Linked DNA regions of Homo sapiens: region 2 is linked to region 1. The links are chromatin loops, found by intact Hi-C in ENCODE. Cell type or tissue: heart right ventricle. All regions are shown on one strand. Each heading gives the region's core, and the rest is flanking DNA. Links, peaks and the distances in the headings are about the cores only. Region 1 overlaps PIAS1 (protein inhibitor of activated STAT 1). Region 2 overlaps PIAS1 (protein inhibitor of activated STAT 1).

Region 1 (11,220 bases), core at 3,221-11,220:
GGGTCCTCTGCCTAGGAAAACCAGAGACCTTTGTTCACTTGTTTATCTGCTGACCTTCCCTCCACTATTGTCCTATGACCCTGCCAACTCCCCCTCTGCGAGAAACACCCAAGAATGATCAATTAAAAAAAATAAATAAATAAAATAAAATAAAATTAAATTAAAAAAACAAAAAAAAAAATAAAAAATAAAAATAAAAATCTAAATTTCAGTACTCCAAATTGCTTACTGTTACACTAACACCATTTGTTAAATAAACTTTCCCTTCCCTATGGATATGTGTGCTTCTTTTATCATATATTAAATCCTTATGTCCTGTATGTTTCATTCTGGACCACGTTCCCAATTATCTTTTTTATCCTGGTGCTGGTACTCTATTTTTTGTTATAGCTTCACTGTTTCATTATCTTATAGTTAGGTTTTTCTCTATCCATTTTTTTTAATTCATCTAGATGAATTTCCAAATCTTTTTGTTATGATTTTTAAAGCTCAATAGTATTTTGAATAGAATTACAATAAACCTATGAATTATTTTGAGAGCTGATATATTTACATCTTTAACCTTCCTGTCTTGGACTATTGCACCTGTGTCCATTTATTCATATCTTCAAGGTTTTATTTCTATCATAGATTAGTTACACTGTTCCCATTAATGTCATTCTTAGTAAAATACCTACCAATAGAAGAATGATTGAATAAACATTCATAGAATACCCTAAAACCAAAGAAAGAATGAAGATGATTTCTATGTGTTGGTATGGGAGTGATCTCTCTAAGATACATCATTAAAGTGACAACGACAATATTAAAAAAATACAGTATGCTACTACTTTCTGTGTAAGAGAGGAAGTAATAATACATAAAGCTACTGGCTTTTTTCGGAAAAAAAAAAAGAAAAGAAAAGAAAACCAGAAGGATAAACTGAAATTAATTAAAAATGATTACCTATGAGAGACAGAGAATGGGATAAGAAATAGGAAGAATTTTAATAGTTTTCTAGTTAATTTTTACGTTTAAATCAAATTCAAAAGATAAAACTGAGCAAAAATGAGTATTTCTAACTTTTTAATATTTATATTTTGCGTGGACTCTCACTTTGGTTGTTATTCAAAGTGGTTATTACATAATTTCGGTTTTTGTTCTTCTAAGCTCTATTTTGCCACTCAAATTGAACTTAACCCTAGTTTTATAGCCAATTCCTTAGGATTTGCAGATAAACCTTCCCTTAACCATAAGTAAGGAAAAATTTAATTTTCCTTTCTAACATTTATACCTCTAGTTCTAATTCATGTCTTATTGTATAGGCCAGAACTTTTACAAGAATATTTGTAGATCTTCCAGGGTGACTTCTTTGCTGTAAAATTTGATGTACCTTTAACATTGTAGTTTCCTTTTTTTTTTAGAGACAGAGTCTCACTCTGTCACCCAGGCTGGAGTGCAGTGGTGCCATCTCGGCTCACTGCAACCTCCACCTCCCAGGTTCAAGTGATTCTCCTGCCTCAGCCTCCCGAGTAGCTGAGACTACAGGTGAGGGCCACCACGCCCTGATTTTTTGTATTTTTAGTAGAGACGGAGTATCACCGTGTTAGCAAGGATGATCTCAATCTCCTGACCTCGTGATCCGCCCGCCTCAGCCTCCCAAAGTGCTGGGATTACAGGTGTGAGCCACCATGCCCGGCCAACACTGTAGTTTTTAACAATCACCCACAAAGCTGCTTCAAAACATACATGTCTGGGAGTTTAGCCCCCACTGGGAATAATTCTGATGCACCTCCATTATTAGTAACTACCTCTAGGGTTCTTCTTTCTTTTTTTCTTTTCTTTTCTTTTTTTTTTTTTTTAGAGGAGGTTTTGCCACATTGCCCAGGCTGGTCTCAAACTCCTGAACTCAGACAATCCACTTGCCTTGGCTTCCCAAAGTGCTGGGATTACAGGTATGAGCCACCACGCCCAGCCTAGGATTTTTTTTTTAAACTAATAAATAAATACCCAGCAATCCCACTTCTAGGTATTTACCCAAAAGATTCGAAAACAGTATGTCAAAGAGATGTCTACACTCCCATGTTCATTGCAGCACTATTCAAAATACCAAGTACGGAATCAACCTAAGTGTTCATCAACAGATGAATGGATAAAGAAAATGTGGTCCTAAATAAGTATACATAATGGAAAAGCATTCAGCCTTAAAACAGAGAGAGATTCTGTCATTTGTGACAAACATGAATGGAATTAGACAATACTATGCTTATTAAGTGAAATTAGCCAAATACAGAAAGACAAATACTGCATGCTCTCACTTATATGTGGAATCTAAAACAATCAAACTCATAGAAACAAAGAGTAGAATGGTGGTTACCAGATATGGTTAGAAGATAGGAGAAATAAGTTTTTTTTTTAATAAGATCTTATTGCACAACACAGTGAACATAGCTAGTAACATTTTAAAATTGCTAAGAGTAAATTTCAAATGTTCTCATCACCTAAAAAATGTAAAATAGTTGTGGAAATTGATTAACATATCAGCTTGATACATTAGTTGATTTAAGCATTTCACATGGTAGTCGAAGATCGTAACATCACTCTGTGCCCCATAAATATATACATCTATAATTTTTCAATAAATAAATATAAAGCTGTCTGTTGACTATAAAGATTCCCTATAATGTTAAAGAACACTTTTTCTACTTCTTTTTAAAAAAATTATTAATGGGCATTTAATTTTATGAAACCTTTTAAAGTTTCTATTTAAACTCCAAATAAGCTAATGGATTCTTGGAGTCAGAAGTCCGCGTGCTTACCCCAGTTCTGTCATTCAGTAATTGTGTGACCTTGGGCACACTGTCTGACATTTCCATGCTTCAATTTCTTCATCTAGGTAATATAACCCTAGAGAAACCTTAGAATTATTTTGATAACTAAATAAAAATATAAAACCGCTTATAACAGTGCCTACCTAACCCAAAGTAAGCAGTCAATAAATGTTAGCTATTATTACATCTGATGAATTAATATATTTCTTAATACTGAACTATTTATGACTTCTGGATAGAGGATATATATCTCTATCAAGGTTTTAGTCCAGTAGACTTAGCCTAATTTAAATCTTATTATTCCTCCAATATTCTGATAAATTCTACCAGTTAATATTTTAAGGAACACAACTATATTCAAAAAGTGAAACTGAATGATAGCTTTTTTTTTTTTTTTTTAAGTGTTACCTTTGTTTCTTTGTATTCCTCTTTGGCCTGCTTACTTTTTAATAACTGAGAACATTTTGTAGTATACAGAAATTGTTTATTCCTCAAAAAAAGTTCTGAAGAATTTACCAGCAAATGTATCAAACCCAGAGTTTTTCTTTTTTTAAAAAGTAGTTCTTTGATAATATTGTCAAGTTATCAGTATATCACATTTTATACATTATTTTCACTGCATATACATGTAGAAAAAAACATTTGGAATGTTTAATATATCTGGAAACTTCATAGAGGTTTCTGAAATTTATTAACATATAACTGTGTAAATGTATTGCTCCTAATATTTATATACATATATTTCTTCTATGTGATTTAAATCTACTTTCTATGGTTGATTTTGTTTAATCAGATCTGCAAGAAGCTTATATATTTTGCCTCTTTCATAAGCCTTTTTCTTTTAAGGTTTATTTATTAATTCCACCTTTTTTCCTATTTTTAAAAAATCTTTATTTTTAATTTTTGTGGGTATACAGGTGTATATATTTATGGGGTATATGAAATATTTTGATACAGGCATGCAATGCGTAATAAACTATTTTTTCTAGTTTCGTATGGTGAAATATTGCTTCCCCCCCTCAAAATGAACATATCTTTTTTATTTCCAATTATAGAAAATATGCAATACTCACTGTAAAAAACAAAAATTAAAACCACAAGAGATTACAAAATAAAAGTCTACCCCATAATCTAGCTGCTTCCCTACAGGATGAAGAAAACCCCTGAACATTATGAAAAATTTGGTATACAACTATAGGGACTTATAAGCACACATAAATCTATGTAAGAGTGTGTGTGTGTGTGTGTGTGTGTGTGTGTGTGTGTGTGTGTAAATACAATTATTTTGCAATCTGCTTTTTCATTAAGATTTTAAGTTTTGAGGACATGTTTTCATTTCAACATATACATAAATTATCTAATCCACTTCAATGTCTGCAAAGTATCCACTATATAAACACAATTTAAAAATAATTTTTACCTTTATCTTTAATATACTACTTCTATTTTTCTTAAATTTTATACTAAATTCTTGGTTCTTCATCTTTTTAAATCATAAAAGCATGCAGTGTTTTCTTTTGGCTTTTCATTAATGCCTTATTTTCATAATTTATTTTTTTAATGTCATTTTAAAAATCTTTGTTTTAGTATACTCACAACAACAACTTTTATAGTTTCTGCTGTTTTGAATTAGCTATTATGTTTACGGTCAAGTATATATATAGCTTTATAAATATTGCAGACACTTGAAAAGTAACTGGGCCAGGTGCAGTGGCTCAGGTCTGTCAACCCAGTGCTTTGGGTGGCTGAGGCAGAAGGATCACTTGAGGCCAGGAATTTGAGAGCAGCCTGGGCAATATAGTGAGACCCTGTCTCTACAAAAAATAACTTTAAAATATCAGCCAGGTGTGGTGGTATGTGCCTACAGTCCTAGTTACTCAGGAGGGTGAGGTGGGAAGGGCTGCTTGAGCCCTGTAGTTCGAGGTTACAGTGAAAAATGATCGTACCACTGCATTCCAGCCAGAGTGACAGAGAGACCCTGTCTCTAAAAAATAGTAATACACTGTATCCTCTAATATTTATAAGTTACAAAGTTTAAGAAATACATGTTATATAACACATTATATATTAAAAGTTTTTTTCTGTTTATCACTGATTACTGCTGTTTATCCATGTCTTTTAGTTTTCCAAGAGAAAAAAAATTATTTCTATTTTAGATTTTCATTATCAATGTTTATCTTTTCTAACATTTATTTATTGTACATTCTGTGACTGCTTCTCAAGTTTGTCCTCTGTTCTACTAATTTGATTTTCTACAATACTATTTCTCACTTCCAATGAAGACTTAATTTTGGATACTGCGTCCATTTGTTGGAATGCAAACAGGAACAGACCCTTCAGAGAAACTCATTCTCAATTCCTAATACCACTGAGAAAGGTTATTACTTCTAGCAGAATCTGGAATGTTTTAACAGATGATGTTCTAATAAAAAACAGTCATATTTTTAGAATCTGCTGCTTTTTCTCATTTGTTCCAAAAAAAATTTTTTTTTAGATCAGAATTCTCAAATCCAGCTATACAACAGAATAACTTGGAGAACTAAAACCACACCCTAGCCAACAACCAATCCCACTAATTGTGAGATCCAGATATAATATTTCTTAAAGGTTTTCCAGGTTGGCCAGGAGCAGTGGCTCACACCTGTAATCCCAGCACTTTGGGAGGCCGAGGCAGGTGGATCATTTAAGCCTGGGCAACAAGGCAAAACCCTGTCCCTACTAAAAGTACAAAAATTAGCTGGTCGTCGTGGCACACGCCAGTAACCCAAGTTACTCAGGAGGCTGAGGCAGGAGGATCACCTGAGCCTTGGGAGGTTGAGACTGCAATGAGCTGTGATTGGGCCACTGCACTCTAGTATGGGCGGCAGAGTGAGTCCCTATCTCAAAAAATAAGTAAATAATAAAGTTTTCCAGGTGATTCTAAATGGGCAGCCATATTTGAAAATTCCCATTCTAGACTGCTAAGTTGAACTGCCTAAACAAAAGATCTAAAGGGAGAAAAAGGCCAGGCATGGTAGCTCACGCCTGTAATCCTAGCACTTTAGGAGGCTGAGGCACACAGATCACTTGAAGTCAGGAGTTCGAAACCAGCCTGGCTGACATGGTGAAACCCCATCTCTACTAAAAATACAAAATAATTAGCTGGGCGTGGTGGCGTGCACCTGTAATCCTAGCTACTTGGGAGGCTGAAGCAGGAGAATTGCTTGAACCCTGCAGGAGGAGGTTGCAGCGAGCTGAGGTCACACTACTGTACTCCAGCCTGGGCAATAGAGCGAGACTCCATCTCAAAAATAAATAAATACATAAATAAAATAAAATGAAAACAAAAGGAAAAAAGTGGTCTTGGTAGAGATTGCTAGCTTAGCACATCATCTTCTTTTACTCTATCCTAAAATTCCAATAAAAGGTCAGTAAAGATTTTTCTTTGCTTGCCTGTTTTGTTTTTGTGTTGTAAAAGAATAAACCCAAATGAGGAGAAAGAAATAGGAGGGCAACAAAAAGTGTAGAAACTGGAAAGCAAATATATGAGTGGTAACAAAGTTACCAAAGAAAAACGCATCCTCAACTAGCAGTGAAGCTGAGTGAAATAGGAGAACTGATCTAATTTATAATGCAAAATACCTGTACAAGTGGGGCTAACAGAATATAGCTAAAGCAAGGGGAATTTCTTGAAAACCTGCTTATGAAGTTATCAGATCCCCAGGTCCATTCATCCTCTCTAGTTAGCTAGACAACTGCCCTTCCTTCATCCTGCAAAAGTCAGATAGAACTGCTCAAAAAAAAAGAAATTCAAAACTGGAACTGGGTCTATAAAGCTTGATGTCACATTCAGGTTTAAAAAATGACCAGGCGCGGTGGCTCAAGCCTGTAATCGCAGCACTTTCGGAGGTCAAGGCGGGCAGATCACAAGGTCAAGAGTTCAAGACCAGCCTGGCCAACATAGTGAAACCCCATCCCTACTAAACATACAAAAATTAGCCCAGCATGGTGCGCCTGTAGTCCCAGCTACTCGGGAGCCTGAGGCAGGAGAATCACTTGAACCCAGGAGAGGTTGCAGTGAGCTGAAATCATGCCACTGCACTCCAGATTGGGTGACAGAGCAAGATTTCATCTCAAAATAAATAAATTAATTAAAATAAGTCAAAAAAAATGAACAGACATGCCAGCACGACTAAGTATCAGAGGAAAGCCTTCAATGTGGAATAATGGTGACCAAAATGACCAAAAAAAAAAAAGGTAGCTGGGAACAGGCAGAGATTATGCAACAATTAGATAAATTTCCAAAGGCTCCGAAAAAAGCTACCATTTATAACCATGGTACAACTATAAAACAATTAACCAAGGCCAGGCGCGGTGGCTCATGCCTGTAATTACAGCATTTTGGGATGCTGAGGCGGGTGGATCACTTGAGGTCAGGCCAACATGGTGAAACCCCGCCTCTACTAAAAATACAAAAATTGGCTGGGCGTGGTGGGACACGCCTGCAATCCCAGCTCCTGGGAAGGCTGAGGCATAAGAATCACTTGAATCCGGGAGGTGGAGGTTGCAGTGAGCCAAGATTCCAACACTGTACTCCAGCCTGGGTGAGAGCCAGCCTTGTCTCAAAAACAGAAACAAAAACAATTAACTAGTTATTGTTTAAAAAAAAGAAACATCTGTATTTTATATGTATACACAAAGTTCTTGGAGGGTAAAAATACGATGCACAAAGGAAAAGCTCAATAGACAGGCTGGACAATAAAGTTCAGGATATCTCCCAGAAAGTAAAGCAAAAAGACAAGGAGGAAGAAAACAGGTTTGAAAATTAGAGGGTTAGTCTGGGAATAGGAGTTCCAAAGAGAGAACAGAGAAAACAGAAGGAAGGAAATAAGAAATAATTAATGAAATAATTCAAGACAAGTTCCTACAAGTAAAGAACAAGTTTCCAGATTACCACTGTATTCCCAATATAATGGCTAAAATTGGTTCATATGGCAATAAAATTTCAGAACACTGCACATAAAAAGAATCCTACATGTTTCTGGAGAGGTGGGGCAAGAACAGGTTACAGAAAAAGATCAGAAACTGGTCTGGGGCGCAGTGGCTCATGCCTGTAATCCCAGCACTTTGGGAGGCTAGGGCAGGAGGATTGCTTGAGGCCAGGAATTTGAGGTCAGCTTAGATCAGCATAGCAAACCTGTCTCTACAAAAAATAACAAAATTAGCCAGGCATGATAACACAGGCCTTAGACTTGGCTACTCAGGACGCTGAGGCAGGAGGATGGCTTAAGCTCAGGAGTTTGAGGCTGCAGTGAGCGATAATCATGCCACTGTACTCCAGCCTGGGTAACACAGTGAGACCCTGTCTCTAAAAAGGAGAAAAAAAAAATCGGAAACCAGCCTAACTTTGAACTTTTCAACAACACTATAATTAGAAGGCAATGGAAAAATTAATGCCTTCAAAATTCTAAAGGAAAATTATTCTTATGTTGAAGTCTACACCCAGCCAAATTATCAAATAAAGTATGGGTATAGAATAAAACATTTTCAGGCATGCTTTATTTAAAAAATTACCTTCCATGCAGCTTTTTCCTATGAACTACTAAGAGATATGCCACACTAAAAAGAGGGAGAAAACTAAGAAAGAACAGGACATGGGCCTATGAAATACAAGATTAACACAGGCAAGAGGCAAAATAATATCTGAGATGTAATGAAAGAAGACCTCAAGATGACAGAGTATCCTGTGTTTGGGTTTAGCAGAGTATCAGTTCAGAAGGCTCTGGTAGGGAATTCTCATAGAACATGAAATTGACAGAATTACCTCATGCACATGAATTTAGACATTCATCTTATCCATCTGGAGATTTACACAGTGGCAAAAAAATTTTGGCAATGAATGAGAAATAAGTACACAGGGGGAAAAAAAAAGAAAAGAAAATGACCAGAACAGGGAAAATAAAAAGGTATTCAAGAAATGAAAAATAGTTCACTACATTGCTCACTTACAAATAGTGTTTACATAGTCATAATAAAGTATAAATGGGATGATCCAAACAAAATTACAATATAATCAAGACAGGGCGACAAACAGATTATACGGTAGGAGTGGCAAATAAGCCAAATCTTATCTCCCATGGTGGGAAATCAATATACAATGCCTAAAACTGAAAATGCAACAATTTGCAATGCAAGCATATTACTTATACATTTTTTTAAAAGCCAAAAGAGATCAAAATACTTGCCCCTAGAAAGACAGAAATGATAGAATATGAGAACATGGGATTTTTAAAATGAGCCTATTTGACATTTTAAACTATATTCATTTATAACTTTTGGGTTTTGTTTATTTGTTTGTTTGTTTGTTTGAGCCAGAGTCTCTCTCTGTTGCTCAGGCCGGAGTGCAGTGGTGCAACCTCAGCTCACAACAACATCTGCCTCCCGGTTCAAGAGATTCTCATGCCTCAGCCTCCCAAGTAGCTGGGATTACAGGCATGCACCACCACACCCGGCTAATTTTGTATTTTTAGTAGAGATGGGGTTTCACCATGTTGGCCAGACTGGTCTCAAGCTCCTGACCTTAAGTGATCCGCCAGCCTCGGCCTCCCAAAGTGCTGGGATTACAGGAGTGAACCACCACACCTGGCTGTTCATTTATAACTTTGAATGAAAAAAAAAAAACAAAAAACAACAACAAAAAAAACCACAACCCAAGAAATAGTGGAAGTCACGACTGTGGTAAATGGGCCAAAGAAAAAATATCTGTATGTCCACAGGATAAAGATGAGATCTTCCTAACTTCTGACTGTCTTTACAGGAAATGTTTTACTTCTTTACATAGTTATAGCCATCAGTAGTTGAAGAATGCAAGAGTAATACCCTGATTCAAATTCTCTGGAATACCCATGTTATTTTTTCATTTCAAAATAAAAATAACCTCCCACCATCATTATCAATAAAGATTACACAATTATAAAAATTCAGACAATACAGACACAGAGAGATAAAGGTATTACTAGCATATACTTTCTCAGATCTTTTTGTGCATGTGTATACATATGTACACACGTATGTGTACATATATGTATACGTGTGTGTGTGTGTATATTCACACATATGTATACATATACCTATATTTAGGTTTATATTATGTCCACATCTTTGTTGCCTGTGTTTTCCGCCTATAATTATGTTTGGACATGGTACAAATACAGATCAACATTATCATTTACAATGAAGCATAGCAGTAGTGAAGGTACATCTATTTTATCAATAAATGCCCTGAAGACAGAAATTATACAAGTTTCCTTTTATAAATAAGGTTTCTATAATATCACAGAATATACTTAATTAGGTACTACTCCTGTGAGTTCACTTACATTTCTAGATGTGGCTCTGAGTAATTTTAAATTAGTTTCTAAGCAAATTGTTTCCTATAGTGCAGACTCCTCCATGTTATTTAACATAAGGAAAAATAGTCTCCATGGTATTCCATGGAAAGATTTTTTTATATATAAGGCACTTTTTAGTACAACCATGTTGTTTCTTAATCTACTAACTTTAAAATTACTTTTCTAAAATAGATACATGACATATGCCAAGACTTATAGACAAGAAAATGAGACTAAGTAGTAGTTGCAATTTTAACATTTAAAAAATGCCCCAGAACAGTAAACTCATAACTTTGTGTGTCTCTGTGTGTAAGAGGGTATGTAGAATTGCATATAAGAATTTTGGGACAGGTGTGGTGGCTCACACCTGTAATCCCAGCACTCTGGGTGGCCAAGGCAGGAGGACTGCTTGACGCCAGGAGTTTGAGACCAGCCTGAGTAACACTACAAGACACTCTCTACAAAAAGTTTTAAAAATGTGCCAGGCATGGTGGCTCACACCAGTAGGTCCTAGCTACTTGGGAGGATAAGGCAGGAGGACCACTTTAGCCTAGGAGTTTGAGGTTGCAGTGAGCTACGCTTGTACCACTGCATTCCAGCCTGGGAGACAGAATGAGACCTTCTCTCTCAAAAAGAAAAAGAAAAAAATAAAAAGAATTTTGTATGTATAACACTCTGAGATTTAGGCTTAAAAAAAAAAAAACAGCTTTTACCTTACAAGAAATGTTTCCAAGCTTCTCAATTCTTGCAGATACTTCCCAAGAAAGAAAATAAAATTCTATTTTCTTAGGGTTCCTCTAGTTGGCTTATTTAGTTGGATGAGAAACTAAATGAAAGGGAATCACTGCAGATACTGCATTGCTAAGTTTTGAAAAAATAGTGACTATTACTCTTCCAAAAATGTATTTTGGGTATATATAATAAGCACAGTGCTGATCATATCACTTCTGTTTCAAAGATTTTCATTTGTTCCCCACTTTATGAAGAGAGTCTACTCATCTTGGTGTGGCAATCAAATTAAGCTAATAGCATTTCATTTT
Region 2 (17,148 bases), core at 4,067-12,066, 51 kb after region 1:
CAAAAAAGTTTATGACACAACAATAAACTTGAGCGCCCTCAATTACATTTTTTGTCTCTCTCTGAAACAAAGAGTAGCAGCAGCAATAACAATACTTGGTACATAGTAGGTACTCAAATAGTAGCTGCTATCAGCAAGCCAAGCTTTTTAGTTTTGTTTGTTATTTAAGAGATAGGGTCTTGCTATGTTGCCCAGACTGTTCTCAAACACCTAGGCTCAAGTGATCCTGCCTCGGCCTCCTGAGTAACTGGGTGTTTTTTTTTTTTTTTACAGGATTCATCATCAATTGTCATAATTATCAGGCAGGTACTGTTCTCACTTTTCAGGTGGGAAAATAAGACTTAGCAAGGTTAAGAAACGTGTTGAATGTCATGCAACTGGTTCTACTCCAAATGTACTTTCTTTCATGCTATAATATGTTGACATTAAGAGGAAACGAACCACATGCCTTTAATTGGATAACAGAAAAACCTATTTGAAGATTAATTTATTTAACTCAATCTCCATTTCAAGCTTCAACATTTTGGCTTTTAAAAACTGGCGATTAAGATAAGAAAAGAATGTGGATTCAAATTAACCATTGCAACTTATAATCAGGTATAATGAAAAATCAGGTGCTATCTATTGCTATTATTGGAACAGCTGTTGCATACTCTTAAGGACTGTGATAAGCATGCAGTATTTTTTAAAATGAAATAAAAGAAGGGGGCGGGAAACACTGAAGCATCTTTCAACAGAAAAGCTGCAAAGAAGCATAAAGCAGTCAATTCACAATGAAAAGTGTTGACAACACTGAGGAAAACTAAACACTAACACATCTGAGTTGTTGAAATGAAATATATTTTAATCTGCATTTAAGGTGTTTAAAAATCTCCATTTGTTAGCACAACAAAATAAATATTTACAACTAAGGATTGCATCAACCACTACTACTATTAGAAATCATTACTTCCTCAGCAATTTTGTAGCATTCTGCTGACTCTACGTCCTCAATTGATAGAGATCTCAGAATCCTAGGGGATTTAGAATGCCTCAGAACTGTATATATTTTGAATGCAAGAGCATTCTGTAAGGAGCAACCTCTTAAAACTAATTTTCATAATCTGACAGACGTGAACACAATTTAAAAAACCAAAAAGTTTTACAAGAAAAACAGCAGTCCCTTCCCCCTTTAACATACCCCACAATTTTCAAATCCCCGAGGCAACCACTTTCAAGTCTTTTTAGCTAGTTCTTCTGGCATTTTTTTCTCTATATTCTATGTAGTAGGTCTATGCAGCTGTTTAATTTTTTCTTTGAGGACTCTACTGACTTCCTATTATAAAATATAATGGTTTAGCTCTGTTACATCTTCTCTCCCTCATCTTTCTATCATAATTTTTGGTTGAATCAATTGTCAGTACTTACATTATTACTATGGCTGTAAATAATATTCACAGCTGAGCCAAAAGTACATCATGATTACTCTTTTCTGTATAACTTTGCTTTCCTTACAGTTAATAACTACACCATTTTTCCATTTGCTTAGGTTTCTAGGTACCTACTGCTAATTCATCTGCAAACAGCTAAAAGTATTAACTTTCTTCTCAATATATTCAAATACATCAGGTAAATCAGTTTTCTTTCCTGTAGCCCTCCACCATATTCCAATTTGGACTGTAGGCTCTCCAAGCCTGGTGCACAATTATGGTCATGGAATTTCCCTTTAGCTTATCCCAGGAATTCCCTTGTCTCTCTTTTATACTGGATCCCGTTTCCTTATGCCACTACTTCCCCTTTCTTGGTTTTCTCTTTTTAGTGGGGTATTTCCTCTAGCAGCTTTCTGAGAAAGGGGGCATGTGAGGTACGATGTTTTTATTCCTTGCATTGTATTTTTAAAATCTTCATTTACCCTTACGACTGAGTTTGGCTCAGTACAGAGTGCTGGGCAGGAAATCATGTTGTGTCAAGATTTTGAAGGCCTTTCCTTATTGTTTTCTGGCTTCCAGTGTTAAGAAGCCTAGTACCAATCTGACCCATAATCCTTCATAGTCAACTATATATCCCCATCTGGAATCATAGCAGCTTCTCTTAATCTGTTCTGAAATTTTACAATGTTGTGCCTTGGGGTTGGTCTTTTTTTTTTTTAATTGCATAAACTGATAACTGTCGATCCTTTTAAACTTAGAGATGTATGTCCCCTTCAGTTCTGGGAAGTTTTCTTACAATAATCTTCCTTCCATGTCTTTGTGTTCTCTTTCTTATACACTTATTATTCAGACACAGGTCTTCCTAGACTGATAATCTCATTTTTCCTTTACTCTATTTTCTTTTTCCTTGTGCATTTTTACATCTCTTGTCTTTTAGCTCTATCTTCTGGGATTTTCCTCAATTTTATCTCCTAACGCTTACATTAAATTTTTAATTTCCATGAACTCTTTTAATTTTCTGCATTTCTCTTTTCTTTTTCCTCTACATTTTGTTATTTTTCTTTTTTGAGAATATAAATTGGGTGTTGATGTTGTTTTCTTCTTCTCCCTACACTGGTATCTGCCTTTCATGCCTGAAGCTTTCCTTAAATGAGAGACAATCCTGGGCTGTGCATACATAGTTAAGAGTAAGATACTAAAAAGATGATGGGAAAATCTATGTGAGTGAGCAGACCAGGGTACTTCATCTAGAATGACTGGGCAATAACCTGGCTATTTTGTTTGGATTCCCTTTGCTTCCTTTTGTCTGATCACTTTTGACAGAGAGGAACAACCCAATCTCCTGCTTTGGTGGTATAAGGCTGGCTTCTAGTGTTCTAAGGGCAGAGTAGTGCAGAATGGGAGGTTCAATACATTCAAGACAATAACATTTTATTCAATCCCCTTTTCAGATATGTAAAACTTTACAAAAACACAGATATATATGTACGCAAACTCTGTCCCAACTACACAGAGGCAGGGGCCATGTTCTGAGAAAGATAAATACAGACAATACTCAAACAACGTCAACAAGCAAACAGGCTTTTGCAACTAAACAGAAAGTGCCAGTTTTATTGTCTCATTAGCTGTGACCTTCCATTATTGAAGGTTATATCTACACTGTGGATAAGAATTAGGTACTTCTTGTTGAACAACATAATTACTCTTGTTCACACATCCCACTGCAGTGGTTTACAGGATTAGTCATTAAGCAGACTATATTATGAGTCTTTATCTGGTATCAATTTATAACGAATTGTAAACCAGAATGAATTCCAAAGACAGACAAAATAGGGATTTAATAATGTCATAATATTTCATTTATACTTTTGCCTTTCATCCACAAAAGCAAATGCATAATCACAAATTCTGTAACTGCACACATTAAAGCTTGCACACAACAACAAAAGTATTTTATTATTTTCAAAGTCAGATTCTTCATTCAATGGGGCTTACTTTTGGATGATTTCTAAATCTTCTCATTACAAATTGTTAATAAGCAGCTATTAGCAATCTGTCAACAATGCCCCATTCAACCAGAAAACCTAGTTAGACAGTTTCTATTCAAAGCAGCAAATCAGGTTGGTTACATACTTCTCCATAATCTTGTTTCACCCAATTTCTCAACTTTTATCTATTTTGCAGCATAAGACAACCGGAAAATGACCTGTAGTGCCTACTCCTCTAGTTAATTATCTTCCACCTCTCCAGGTCCATCTTATTGACTGCATTGAGGTCCCACAAAATGACAAAATATTGCAATTATACATAAATAGAGATCCCATTCTTCTTTAAACAAAGTATAAACACTGTTGAAATGGTACACCATGGCTTTAATTTTTGATAGATAATTTAAACATCATCCTTATTTATATACTACCACATTTCATGAAACTTCTATCCTTCAAAAAGCTCCTTCTGGACGATAACCTGAACATTAAAAATAACAAATCCAGCCAGGCGCAGTGGCTCAGGCCTGTAATCCCAGCACTTTAGGAGGCTGAGACAGGCAGACCACTTGAGGTCAGGAGTTTGAGACCAGCCTGACCAACATGGTGAAACCCCATCTCTACCAAAAATACAAAATTAGCCGGGCATGGTGGTGCATGCCTGTAATCCTAGCTACTCGGGAGGCTGAGGCAGGAGAATCGCTTGAGCCCAGGAGGTGAAGGTTGCAGGGAGCTGAGATCGCACCATTGTACTCCAGCCTGGGCAACAACAGCGAAACTCTGTCTCAAAAAAATAAATAACAAATCCAACTCAGAATGTTATAACATTGGAGTACAATATTTTTCCTAAAAAGTTTAGGCCAGGTGTGGTGGCTCACACCTGTAATCCCAGCACTGTGGGAGGCTGAGGCAGGAGGAACACTTGAGCCCAGGAGTTTGAGACCAGCCTGGGCAATACAGCAATACCTCATCTCTACTAAAAATAAAAAATAAAAAATAATTAGCCAGGCCCATTGGTGGCACACACCTACAGACCCAGGAACTCAGGAGACTGAAGCAGGAGGATCCCTTGAGCCCAGGAGTTCGAGGCTGTGGTAAGCTGTGATCACACCACTGGACTCCAGTCTAGGCAACAGAGTGAGACACTGTCTCAAAAAGAAAAAAGGAAAAAAAATTTTAAAGGGCTTAGTTTAATTTTAAAATTTAGAGTGCAAATTTCTAACACATTGCCAGACTTCTTATGCAGAGGTGGGAAAATATGGCTCTTATTTAAGAAAAAGGCTGCTCTGCACACAGATGTTCAATAAATGCTTTTTGGATCAATGCACAGGCCCTAAATGAGTATGTATAGGAAGAGAAGACAGGAACAATGAACACATAGAAATAAACTAGTCTTCAGAAACATGCGTAATCATCGTATTAATTCAATTCTCAAAAGTTACTGAATACCTAAAATATGCTGAATAAATGTGCAATACAATATAATGGTACTGGCAAATACAGAATTTGGATTCTGGTACTGACTTGGCCACTAATTTACCAAATTACAATCTTACAGGTTCTGTTTTCTCACTTTGAAAAAAAAAAAAAAAGAGGGATTAACTAGAGGTTCTCAAAGATTCCTTAAAATTTCAAAATTCAACATTGTAACTGTATTAAATGAAATTTTCTTCTCATTCTTCTACTCTTCTACAGTTGGGGAAATACAATACATACAGTTAGTGAAATCTTTCTATATTAAAAATGTTTTCAATCATAATTTTTAGCGTCATTTACATGGGTTGACAGACTAAAAATGACAAAACATAATATGTATTAAATACTTATAATGTACCAGTAACATACTAATTATAGTAAGCATGATTATCTTATTTAATCCTCATATGAACCTACAAGACAGAGCATTATTATTCTCACTGTATAGATAAGAAAACTGACATTACATCTAAAATCACACAGTAACTACATGATGGAGATAGGGCTCAAATCTGACCTGATTCCAGAGTTCATAACTAATACAATGTCTTATCACAAGCTCAGCCAGAGCTGAGTATATGTTACACTGAGACACGGACAGGAAATGGGTGACGGGGGCACTAAATGACAGTCAAGGAATTTATACAGTATAACATGAGCAGGCAGTGGAATAAATGCATATTTTAGAGGCAGTAAAGATGTAATTGAAATAGTGCTTAAGGAAGTTACCGAAGTAACCACCAATAGGATGGCTGAAATAAGAAAAAAACTAAGAAATAAACCTTCTGGCTAAAAGACATGGCAACACGCAGGATTTATCTACATGTAAGGTAAGAAGGAACTGTGCAGTGGAAATACAGGAGACAGGACCAAGAAATACTGCAAAGAAAAACTACAGGCCATGTTCAATATTCTACAAACAGGTAGGTCTTTTAAAAATTAGTACTGTACTTGATCATGAGAACAATCATCATTCACTTTTCAAATAAAATCTAGAATTTAAAAATACTAAGTAGGGCTTTAAGAAGTTTTAAGTCTATTAAATTCTAAAAGATGATTATTCTTTCCTAACTGTCCCCTTACCAAAAACAAACAAAACACTGCATTTGCAATTAGATGATCTAAGTTTCAGATAAGACAAGAGACAATGAACAGTATACCCTATCTGAGAGAAAGCTGAAAAGCCTAAAAGAAGAAACACGTATTAACAAAACAAAAAGTGACAAGAATGCATCTTCTAAACTAAAGAGTCTAAATTACAGCCTTCAGTCTGGGTCCTAGTATAGAGATTAAGGAAAAGTCCTAGAGGGGTGGTACTGAACTATTTCCGAGTAACAGGAGTAACCTACTGAAGGTAACAGAGCTAGCAAGTAGTGGAGCTCAGACTCAAAAGGCAAATGCCAATGTCCACACAATGCTACATGGTAATAACAACTACAGACACTATCACATAGTATGAAAATGTTTTTGGAAATAACAGCAACAGAGTATCAAAAACAGAACTTAAAGATCTTCTTGTCTAAAACTCCATCTAATATATGAAGTTTTACTCCAACTTTCTTGACTGGGCCCCCAGCCTCTGCTAAAACACTTCTAAGAGTTCACAACCTTTAAAAGCTGCCCACATTAGCGAAAAGCTCTAGGAATTGAAAGTTCCCTTTAAAGTCCGCCCAATGGCTCTAAAATTTCGTCCTCTTGGTATACCAAAATTGACTCTTAAAATGCTTAAAATGTGTTAAAAGGACTCTTTTCCTTCAACTAGCTAGACCCCTTCCCACTCCTGATCATTCTCAAGCATTCTGCAGTCCATAGTACTCAGAAGTGAATGAAATAATCTAGATATGGTGTGACTAGTCTCCAACACAGCAGTATTACTATCCCTCTTAATATGAACATGGTATTTTTACCAATATAACCTAACAAGTCATTCACGTTTTAGGTTTGTTTTATTTGGACAAGAGGGGATGTATGGTATGTGTTATTCTTTTATTTCAGCAGGGAGGGGGCTGCATCCACATCATCCTGTTGCTTATGTTAACTAAAACCTTTATTCTATCTTTTTCACATAAATGGCTACAGTATAAAGTCAAACCACCTCATCCTCGAATACAATTTTTTTAATTTAAAAGTAGAACGTAATGTTTCATGCCATTAAACTTCATGTTTTTCAGCTCTTCATTCCAGCCTTTCAAACCCCTTTTGAAAAATTGTATCCTACACCCCTCTATTGTACAATTATCACGAAATGTGGTAAAACACTGATTTTCCAGTTTATGTCCTCCCATAGATTTTGAGTTTTTCAAGGGTAAACACTCATCTCCATATCCCCTATGCAAGTATAGTTAATGACACCAAGTAAGTGCCCAACAGATGATGATATGAATTCCTCTTCCTTTTATAATCTTAACACACCCTTTCCAGTTCCGTGTCATATATAAAATCTGAGAATTGTGCCCTTAAATATTCACCCAAGTCATCCTTAAGAACTTGGAATATGACAGTGTCAACTCTCTAGGGCCCTGAGCATATCATAAGAGATTATCCTCCAAGTAACAATAAAATTTAAGGCTACAAATGAAGATTATTCAACTATTTGCGATTAAGATGACTCTTTTCTCCTAGGATTCCCCAATCTTTTTTGTTGTTGTTCTTTCTTTTTTTGAGACAGAGTCTCACTCTGTCGCCCAGGCTGGAGTGCAGTGGCGCAGTCTTGGCAACCTGTGCCTCCTGGGTTCAAGTGATTCTCCTGCCTCAGCCTCCCGAGTAGCTGGGACTACAGGTGCATGCCACCATGCCTGGCTAATCTTTTATATTTTTAGTAAAGACGCGCTTTCACCGTGTCAGCCAGGATGGTCTCAATCTCCTGACATGATCCACCCACCTCGGCCTCCCAAAGTGATAGGATTACATTCGTGAGCCACCGCGCCCAGCCTGATTCCCCTATCTTAAGGTAAAAATAAACATCTTCCAGAGTGCACAAGAAAATTAAGGTTATCATATTTCAGTCCTGATTTATAAGTTTTAGACAGAAACAAGTTTTTAAAAAGACGTACACAAATGTTCTAAAAGCCCTAGGTGGCCAGGAGCGGTGGCTCACGCCTGTAATCTCAACACTTTGGGGAGGCGGCAGCGGGCAGATCACCTGAGGTCAGGAGTTCAAGACCAGACCGGCCAACATGGTAAAACCCCATCTCCACTAAAAACATAAAAATGAACCAGGCACGGTCCTGGGCACCTGTAATCCCAGCTACTTGAGAGGCTGAGGCAGGAATAGCACTTGAACCCCGGGGGGCCGAGGTTGTAGTGAGCCAAGATCGCATCATTGCACTCCAGCCTGCGCAGCAGAGTAAAACTCCATCTTAAAAAAAAAAAAAAAAGCCCTAGGAATGATTCCTTACAAACTACACAGAGAAATATTAAAAAGAAAAAAATAGGTTACAGCAAAAAGTTATTCAGGTCTTGCAATGACAGCTTGCCTAAATATTTTTTAAAATTCCATCAGAAGCCTATTAATAATAACGACCCTTTCTTTTCTACACAGAATGGAAGACTTTCACTTGAATATTCTACTAGTTACAGATAAGAGAAATAATTTCACAACAAAAGCATCCTTTAGTCTATGTAAAGTAAAACTGCTAACTTTCCACAAAACTTACAGATCATTATGATCATTATCTTCAGAACAGATTATTATGATTAAAATTTAAGTTTTATGATTTAAAGTAAAATTTACAAAGTTACTACAGTAGCAAAAGCAAGTTTAAGAAAATGTTTTGGCTGGGCACAGTGGCTCACGCCTGTAATCCCAGCACTTTGGGAGGCCGAGGTGGGCGGATCACCTGAGATCAGGAGTTCGAGACCAGCCTGGCCAGCATGGTGAAACTCCATCTCTACTAAAAATACAAAAATTAGCCAGGTGTGGTGGTGGGTGCCTGTAATTCCAGCTACTCAGGAGGCTGAGGCAGGAGAATTGCTTGAACCTGGGGGGGCGGAGGTTGCAGTGAGCCAAGATCACGCCACTTCGCTCCAGCCTGGGCAAAAGAGAGACTCCGCCTCAAAAAAAAAAAAAAAAAAAAAAAAAAGAAAGAAAGAAAGAAAATGTTTTTATTTTCTTTCAAAAATTCCATTAATGTACATAAAAATTCATTTTCAAGGTGAGGCTCATGAAAACATATTACACATTCTTCGTGAAATTTATGGAAAAGGAAAATGAGCTACTCACAAAACTCTGAGGCTAAAAACCCAAACAGACTATACTTTTTAGCATCCATTTTAACATATCCAAAACATTAAACAAAAAAGCAAAAAGAAAAAAAAAAAGGAATGCTAAAGTTCCAGATAAGAAGCAATTTTTTTAAAAGCACAAAAAGAGAAAAACAAAGTTTATCTATCTACAACTTACTCTGTCAAAAAGAAAAAAAAAGTTTAATTGTCCATGTCTAAAGGACAATTCATAAACTAGCCAAAAGAAGAAATGATCTGTGGTTATGGTTTTATAAAAAAAGTCTTTTATCTTTTGTGGACATTAGAAAGTGAAATAAAATATGAGGTTTATCATAATCAGTCAAAAAGAACAATTACTGAAAACTCATTCTTAATACCATTCCTTGAACATATAGCTAATCAAATTCCAGAGTACTTCTCCAAATACTCAATGCAGCCAATGTTCTTAAAAGTTTAAAAATAAAAGTTATTTTACTTCCTGTAATCCCAGCATTTTGGGAGGCTACTCAGGAGGCTGAGGTGGGAGGATGGCTTGAGCCCAGCAGATCAAGCCTCCAGCCTGGGCGGAAGAGCATGACCCTGTCTAAAAATAAAATTTTTTTAAATTTAATTTTTAAAAAAGGAAAAAAAAGTAGAGATAAACTCTATGACAGAAGAAGAACAATATCACTGAATCCTAAGTCTAAAGTAATCCTTTCACTCAGCTCAGTCTTCCTGAGTGATCTCATCCACTCGTAACTTCAAAACGCTATCTCTAAATTAACAATTTCCAAATCTTTATTTCCAGCCTAACCTTGGTCTCCTAAACTCCAAATCCACATCTGCTAAACACCTCTCCTTATATCCCAAGAGTCATCAACTCAACATATTCGAATCTAACACATCAACTCTCTCCAAACCTTCCATCCACCTAATCACCCGTCAATGCCAGAAGCTGCTACACCATCTTCTTGTTCACCTCCAATCTATTTACCAAGTCCTGTCAATCTTAACACCTTAAAATATCTTAGTCCCTATTACCACTCTAATTCAGAGTCTGCAAGAGACTCTTAACTTTTCTCCCTGCCTCCAATATTATCCTCTCCAAGTCATTCTCCTCACTATTGCCAGTGATCATTCTAAAATATAAATCCAATGATGTCACGCTTGTGCTTAAACTTTTCCATGATCACCTACTGCACTCAGAGGCCCCATCTCCTTAGCATGACCACCGTAACCAATCTTTTAACCAACTCTCCATCTTCCAGGACTTTTATATATGCTGTTCTTTCAAGGAGAAGCTCTTCTCCCCCCTCCTATCCCAGCCTTTTACTAGCTAACTCCAAATCAGTAAGTTCTCAATTTTGATGTCACAACCTTTGGGATATTTTCCTTAATCCACTCCTAACATTAAAAAAATTTACGCTTTTATGTGCTCTCCTGTTTAACTCAGTTTACCGCTCTTATGCCATATGTAGAGAGGCCCTGTTTACTTGTCAATTCTTAACCAAAATACATGCTCTGTCTATAGAGACTGTCTTGTTCATCATTAATAAATATGAGTAACAACGGTTTGGCACCTGTCAATTATTACAAACCATATTGGTAATGCAAATATATTAGAAATTACACATATAACCTCGCCGGGCACGGTGGCTCACACCTGTAATCCCAGCACTTCGGGAGGCCGAGATGGGTAGATCACGAGGTCAGGAGATCGAGACCATCCTGGCTAATACAGTGAAACCCCGTCTCTACTAAAAAATACAAAAAAATGAGCCGGGCGTGGTGGCAGGTACCTGTAGTCCCAGCTACTCAGGAGGCTGAGGCAGGAGAATGGCATGAACCCAGGAGGCGGAGGTTGCAGTGGGCCGAGATTGCGCCACTGCACTCCAGCCTGGGCGACAGAGCAAGACTCCATCTCAAAAAAATAAAAAAAGAAATTATACATATAACCTCTCACAAATAAGGACATTATATAAATGTACCCAGTGCCTACTGAGCATACTGGCATCCAAACTCAGCAACTAGTGTTCAAACAATAATTTTTTAGTTTTAAGGGCAAAACTGAAGTTTATACTTAATCCTACAAAGAATGAGAAGTTGTAAAAACATTTTCAATTGCAGAAAATGTTAAAGGGAGGAAACGGACATAAAAAAATAAATCTAATTGAAGAGTAAATAATTTGAAAAGGGATGTAAGATATGATACCAATTTAGAGGCTGTTTTATGAATACAAAATTGACACTACAAGAGTCTGAAATAGTGACGGTAACAACTGAGAAGGAAAGGAAGGCATAACATTAAGAAGATTTGAAAAGACTTGGATGTGGAGGAAGTCTGTAGTTCAGATGGTTCAGAAATAGGGAAGACTTCTTTGAGTACACTAACTCAGTCAGGTTTCCTAGTTAATGTTCTTACAGAATTCTGTCCCTTTCCTTTATAGCATTCAACATAGTTTCAGACTCCATACATAGTTTCAATGTGGAAAATTCTCATAACAATCTGGCCCCAACTTCCCATAACTCTTTTTTTTTTTTTTTTTTTTTTTTTTTTTGAGATGGAGTCTCGCTCTGTCACCCAGGCTGGAGTGCAGTGGCCTGATTTCAGCTCACTGCAAGCTCCGCCTCCTGGGTTCACGCCATTCTCCTGCCTCAGACTCCCGAGTAGCTGGGACTACAGGTGCCCGCCACCACGCCCAGCTAATTTTTTTTGTATTTTTAGTAGAGACGGGGTTTCACCATGTTAGCCAGGATGGTCTCGATCTCCTGACCTCATGATCCGCCCATCTCAGCCTCCCAAAGCGCTGGGATTACAGGCATGAACCACTGCGCCCGGCCAACTTCCCATTAACTCTTATTACTCTCTTACACAGATATCCACATGTGGATCTAGTAGCTGTTCCGCAAACATACCTCAATGTTTTCTCTCCTCATTACCTTTGCTCATGCTGTTACCCTTGCTTCAAAGAATATCCCAGTAATCACCTTTTTTAATTTTCTTTTTTTAAAGACAGGGTCTCACTCTGTCACCCAGGTTGGAATGCAGTAGCATGATCATGGCTCACTGCAGCCTTGACCTCCCAGGCTCAAGCAGCCCTCCCACCTCAGCCTCCCAAGTAGCTGGGACTACAGATTGACGTCACTCCCCATGGCTAATTTCTGTTTTTTGTAGAGTTGGCCAGGCTGGTCTCAAACTCCAGGGCTCAAGTGTTCCGCCCCACGTCAGCCTCCCAAAGTGCTGGGATTACAGGTGTGAGCCACTGTGCCTGGCCACCAACTTCCAAAACTCTTCTAAGGCCCAGTCTGAAATAAGCTTAGCCAGAAGTGACCTCTTCCTCTTATGAATACATTGTTAACTACTTAGATTTACATGGTTATTTGTTTTGTTGGTACTGCTTTCTATTATCGTTTATTATTTTTCTCCTCAAAAGAATGAAGCTGGCCAGGCGCAGTGGCTCACGCCTGTAATCCCAGCACTTTGGGAGGCCGAGGCAGGTGGATCACAAGGTCAGGAGTTCAAGACCAGCCTGGCCAACATGGTGAAACCCCGTCTCTACTAAAAATACAAAAAATTAGCCAGGCATGGTGGCATGCACCTGTAATCCCAGCTACTCAGGAGGCTGAAGCAGAGAATTGCTTAAACCTGGGCGACAGAGTGAGACTCTGTCAAAAAAAAAAAAAAAAAGAATGAAGCAAACTCCCTGGGGTTAGCCACTCCATGGAGGGAAGGGAGGTAGGGGCGGGGGGGCGGGGGTGAAAAGAAGGTCATTAATTCCAAGAACAAACAACAGCAGAAGAGAAAGCACCAGCAACTCAATGAAAATAAGCCTCAATGTCCACTCCCTCTCCCAAAGGATTCTGCCACTGGGTTCTACAAACCCCTACAATTGTCCTCCCACCTAATTCCCATTCTACTTATGAGCAGTAATATCTCTAGAAAAGTGCTGTTCAAAGGAAATACAATGTAAGCTGCAAATATTGAGACACACACGTAATTTTAAATGTGCTACTAGCCACATTTTAAAAAGTAAAAAGGCCAGGCACAGTGGCTCATGCCTGTAATCCCAACGCTTTCAGAGGCTGAGGTAGGACAATCACTTGAGCCCAGGAGTTCAAGACCAGCCTGGCCAACATAGTGAGGCCACATCTCTATTTCAAAAAATTACAAGTAGGTGAAATTAATTTTAATGATATATATTTACTTAATCCAATAAACAAAATATTATTTCAACATGCAATCAATATCAATCATTAATGAGATATTTTCCATTCTTTTTTTCATACTATGTCTTCGAAATCCAGTATGTTTTACACTTACAGCAAATCTTAATTAGGACTAACCATATTTCAAGTTCTCAATACCCACACAGAACTAGTGGCCATAGTACTGGACAGTCCATCTTCTAGGTCATCCTGTCATTCACTGAAGTAAAGTTTTAGTACCTGCCTTGGCCATTCAGGCTCCAACTTAACTCCTCATCATTACTTTCCACCCTCAGCTACCCACTTCCGAGGCCACATCTTAGACATTTCCAGCAGAACCTGCACCACCCTCAAAATCACTAACTCGAACATTTCATTTTCCAACTACAACCTCCTTTTCTTACTTGCTTCATTTCAAGAATTCAATTCACAAAGATCTCTAATTCATTGATGTTGTCATGCCCTATCCATTAGCCCCTAAACATTTCTTTGCAAAATTCCATTGTCCCTCCATGCCTGGCACATTCAACTAGTTCCCACTTTGTAGGAGAAAAGAATGCATGCACTCATGCAGATGGATGTTATTTTACATCCACAGTCGTCAATCTCAATGGGCACAGGCATCTCACTAAACTTTCCAGTGAGCCAGCAATCAAACTTCCTACAATAACTCTTTCATATCTTTTCCTTGCTCCTCCCACATCTCCTTCCTCCAAAAACTACCTTTAGGAAGCATATATACAACAAATGACTATTAAACTTTAACAATGCATTTAACATTGTTAATTCATATTCCAGAAAACATTTCCCAAAATAAAGTTCTTCCTAATTATTAAAACATCTGCTCTCTATAAAAATTCAAATATGGAAAGGTACAAGAGAACCAAACTATTTTTCATATAGTTACAGGAGTACTAGAATGTAATTTCTTTTTTTTTTTTTTTTTTTGAGACGGAGTCTTGCTCTGTCACCCAGGCTGGAGTGCAGTGGCACAATGTCGGCTCACTGCAAGCTCCGCCTCCCAGGTTCACACCATTCTCCTGCCTCAGCCTCCCAAGTAGCTGGGACTACAGGCTCCCGCGCCACCACGCCCGGCTAATTTTTTGTATTTTTAGTAGAGACGCGGTTTCACCGTGTTAGCCGGGATGGTCTCGATCTCCTGACCTTGTCATCCGCCCGCCTCAGCCTCCCAAAGTGCTGGGATTACAGGCATGAGCCACCGTGCCCAGCCTAGAATGTAATTTCACAAAAGCAAAAACTCTATTTCATTCCCAAATGATGTGTGAGCATTTAACACAGCTGATTTGGCATATAAATCAGCACTCATTTTTATTGATAGAATGACTGGATAAGAACCTTGCTTTAAGTAAATGTGATACCAAAGGTCAAACGGGCAAAAGGAAGGAGGAGGGGAGCGTAAGGGAGAATGCTTGTTTGCAAGATTTAGCAGAGAATACCTATAGCCACAAAGAATACTTATTATAAGCCCAGTAAAGGAATAACTATTTTTATGTTTTACTAAGAGTTTTTTAAATGTATCCAAAAAAATAATGGACAAGGCCGGGTGCGGTGGCTCACGCCTGTAATCCCAGCACTTTGGGAGGCTGAGGTGGGCGGATCACGACGTCTGGAGTTCGAGACCAGCCTGGCCAACATGGTGAAACCCCGTCTCTACTAAAAATACAAAAATTAGCTGGGCACGGTGGTGCGCACCTGTAATCCCAGCTACTGGGGCAGCTGAGCCAGGAGAATGGCTTGAACCCAGGAGGTGGAGGTTGCAGTGAGCCAATATTGTGCCACTGCACTCCAGCCTGGGTGACAGAGCAAGACTCCACCTCAAAAAAAAAAAAAAAAAAAAGGACAAAAACATTTAAGGTGTAACACAGACTTTAATGGTCTTGCCAAAAAGCTGGACTTTTCTCATAACTCTGACGATTCAACTTCTTCGTGGATGAGAGCATTGACACATAAGCCTGAGCACTTTTCAAGACTTAACCCAGGGCAGGGGCGGTGGCTCATGCCTGTAATCCCAGCACTTTGGGAGGCTGAGGTGGGTGGAACACCTGAGGTCATGAGTTCGAGACCAGCCTGGCCAACAGGGCAAAATCCCTTCTCTACTAAAAATACAAAAATTGGCCAAGCATGGTGGCAGACACCCGTAATCCCAGCTACTCGGGAGGCTGAGGGTGGAGAATCACTTGAACCCAGGAGGCAGAGGTTGCAGTGAGCCGAGATAGCGCCATTGTACTCCAACCTGGGTGACAGGAGTGCAAACTCAGTCTCAAAAAAAAAGACTTAACCCCGGGTAAATCACTGTGGTAATTAACTTAAGTCCCTTCTTCCACAAACATCACCAGATGTACTTACTGAAATCTATGAGCACATATATTGGCCATGCTCTGTCCTTCAGGCTGGAGTACAGTGGCGCCATCACAGCTCACTACAGCCTCAACCTCCTGGCTCAAGCGATCCTCCCACCTCAGCCTCCCAAGTAGCTGGGCCACAGGCACATGCCTCAGCCAGCTACTTTTTGTATTTTTTTGTAGACACAGGTTTTTGTCATATCGCCCAGGCTGGTCTCAAACTCCTGCACTCAAGCAATCTGCACACTTCAGCCTCCCAAAGTGCTGGGACTACAGATGTGAACCACCACGTTCACCCTATACATATTTTCAGGTCTCCAAAACTTTCCTCTCCACCTTCTCCTACGGAATCCTCCTCTTTGAAGAATGCTACAGTAAATTTGGAAATTTACAAGACTATGATATAAAATATTAGATGCAATGGTTTTAAGACAACATTACAAATAATAATATACAAAACTACTGTTTCACTCCTAGTTTTCACCTTTAAAATACACTATTGATACAAGTTACCTAGAAGAAATGGGGAAGAGAGGATGAGGGTGCACAAAGGAAGGCCTCAAGGTTTTAGAATGCTCTATTTATTAGGCTTGATGTTTGTTTTACTACCTTTCTATAAGTTACACATTTTTCTATAAGGTTATACATACTACGCTGTATATAATTTAATTTTTTTTAAAAAAGCAACCTAGCTTTCTCTTAGAAAATAACACGATTTCTACTACCACTCAATATAAATCTTAATTCAACATAGGCATCTATTTAAGAATCATTATTATATATTAATATAGTTTGTATTATAAGCTTCACAGAAAGTTTACAATGACCTCCAGTTAAATATGAATTCACCATATACAAATGTCTGCCATATTCCCCCCATAAAGAGAAACAAAATGACAGTGAGGGAAGAAAAAAAGAAAAATCTTTAATCCACAAGGACAAAAAGAAAAAAAAATAACCAACTAGAAATTTCAACAAACTTTTTGATGATGAAAAGCAGGCAATGCAGTGGTAACTAAATCAGAAGAGGAAGCTACAACCTACAAATGCCTAGAGAGGGGAATACTAAAGAAAGGCAAGCATATCTAAAAACACAGGGGGCAAGGTACAAGGGGGCTGTTAGAAAATCTGAACATACAGGATGGTTACACCCTCAGGTCTCCTCTAACTAAATATCCATGAGACAACTTCCCTACCATGCCCACTAGCCTCTCGTAACACAAGAGGCCAGAGGATTACTGGAACAACTGAACCAGAGAGGCTCCAGACTCAGACCAGCATGGAACTAAGATCAAGGGTGAGGCACAAATCTAAAAGTGGAGATTAAGCAAAGTCTGCATACTCATAAGTGGGACACCTTTATCCTGCCTTGTTCCCCAAACATTATCAGCCAGGTAAGTAGCCTCAACAAGAGATTATAGAATTCCTCTCGGGAAAAAATGGACAGACCAGACCTACTCACACTTAGAAGACCATTAATCTCATTCCTGGGACTATCTAAAT

The links. Hi-C counts contacts between places; a loop is a spot of excess contacts. Peaks named below come from ENCODE experiments on the same cell type or tissue, not always from the same donor. Only the 100,000 strongest peaks of a DNase experiment are listed, where the experiment ranks them.
Region 2: it touches region 1 in a loop (1.9-fold over the local background); 7 of 110 quality-filtered maps call a loop at or near these places.

The regions. Positions count from the first base shown.
Region 1 is chr15:68,122,657-68,133,876 of GRCh38, reverse strand. The region is part of intron 2 of PIAS1 (protein inhibitor of activated STAT 1); the gene reads right to left. Among named protein-coding and RNA genes, the nearest start is that of PIAS1, 74 kb to the right of the region's middle. In heart right ventricle, for the core only: no CTCF peak of the experiment used is centred there; a DNase peak (open chromatin) is centred at 7,276; H3K27ac peaks cover 4,313 bases.
Region 2 is chr15:68,066,886-68,084,033 of GRCh38, reverse strand. The region is part of intron 1 of PIAS1 (protein inhibitor of activated STAT 1); the gene reads right to left. Among named protein-coding and RNA genes, the nearest start is that of PIAS1, 21 kb to the right of the region's middle. RefSeq lists an enhancer at 13,883-14,383. In heart right ventricle, for the core only: no CTCF peak of the experiment used is centred there; no DNase peak of the experiment used is centred there.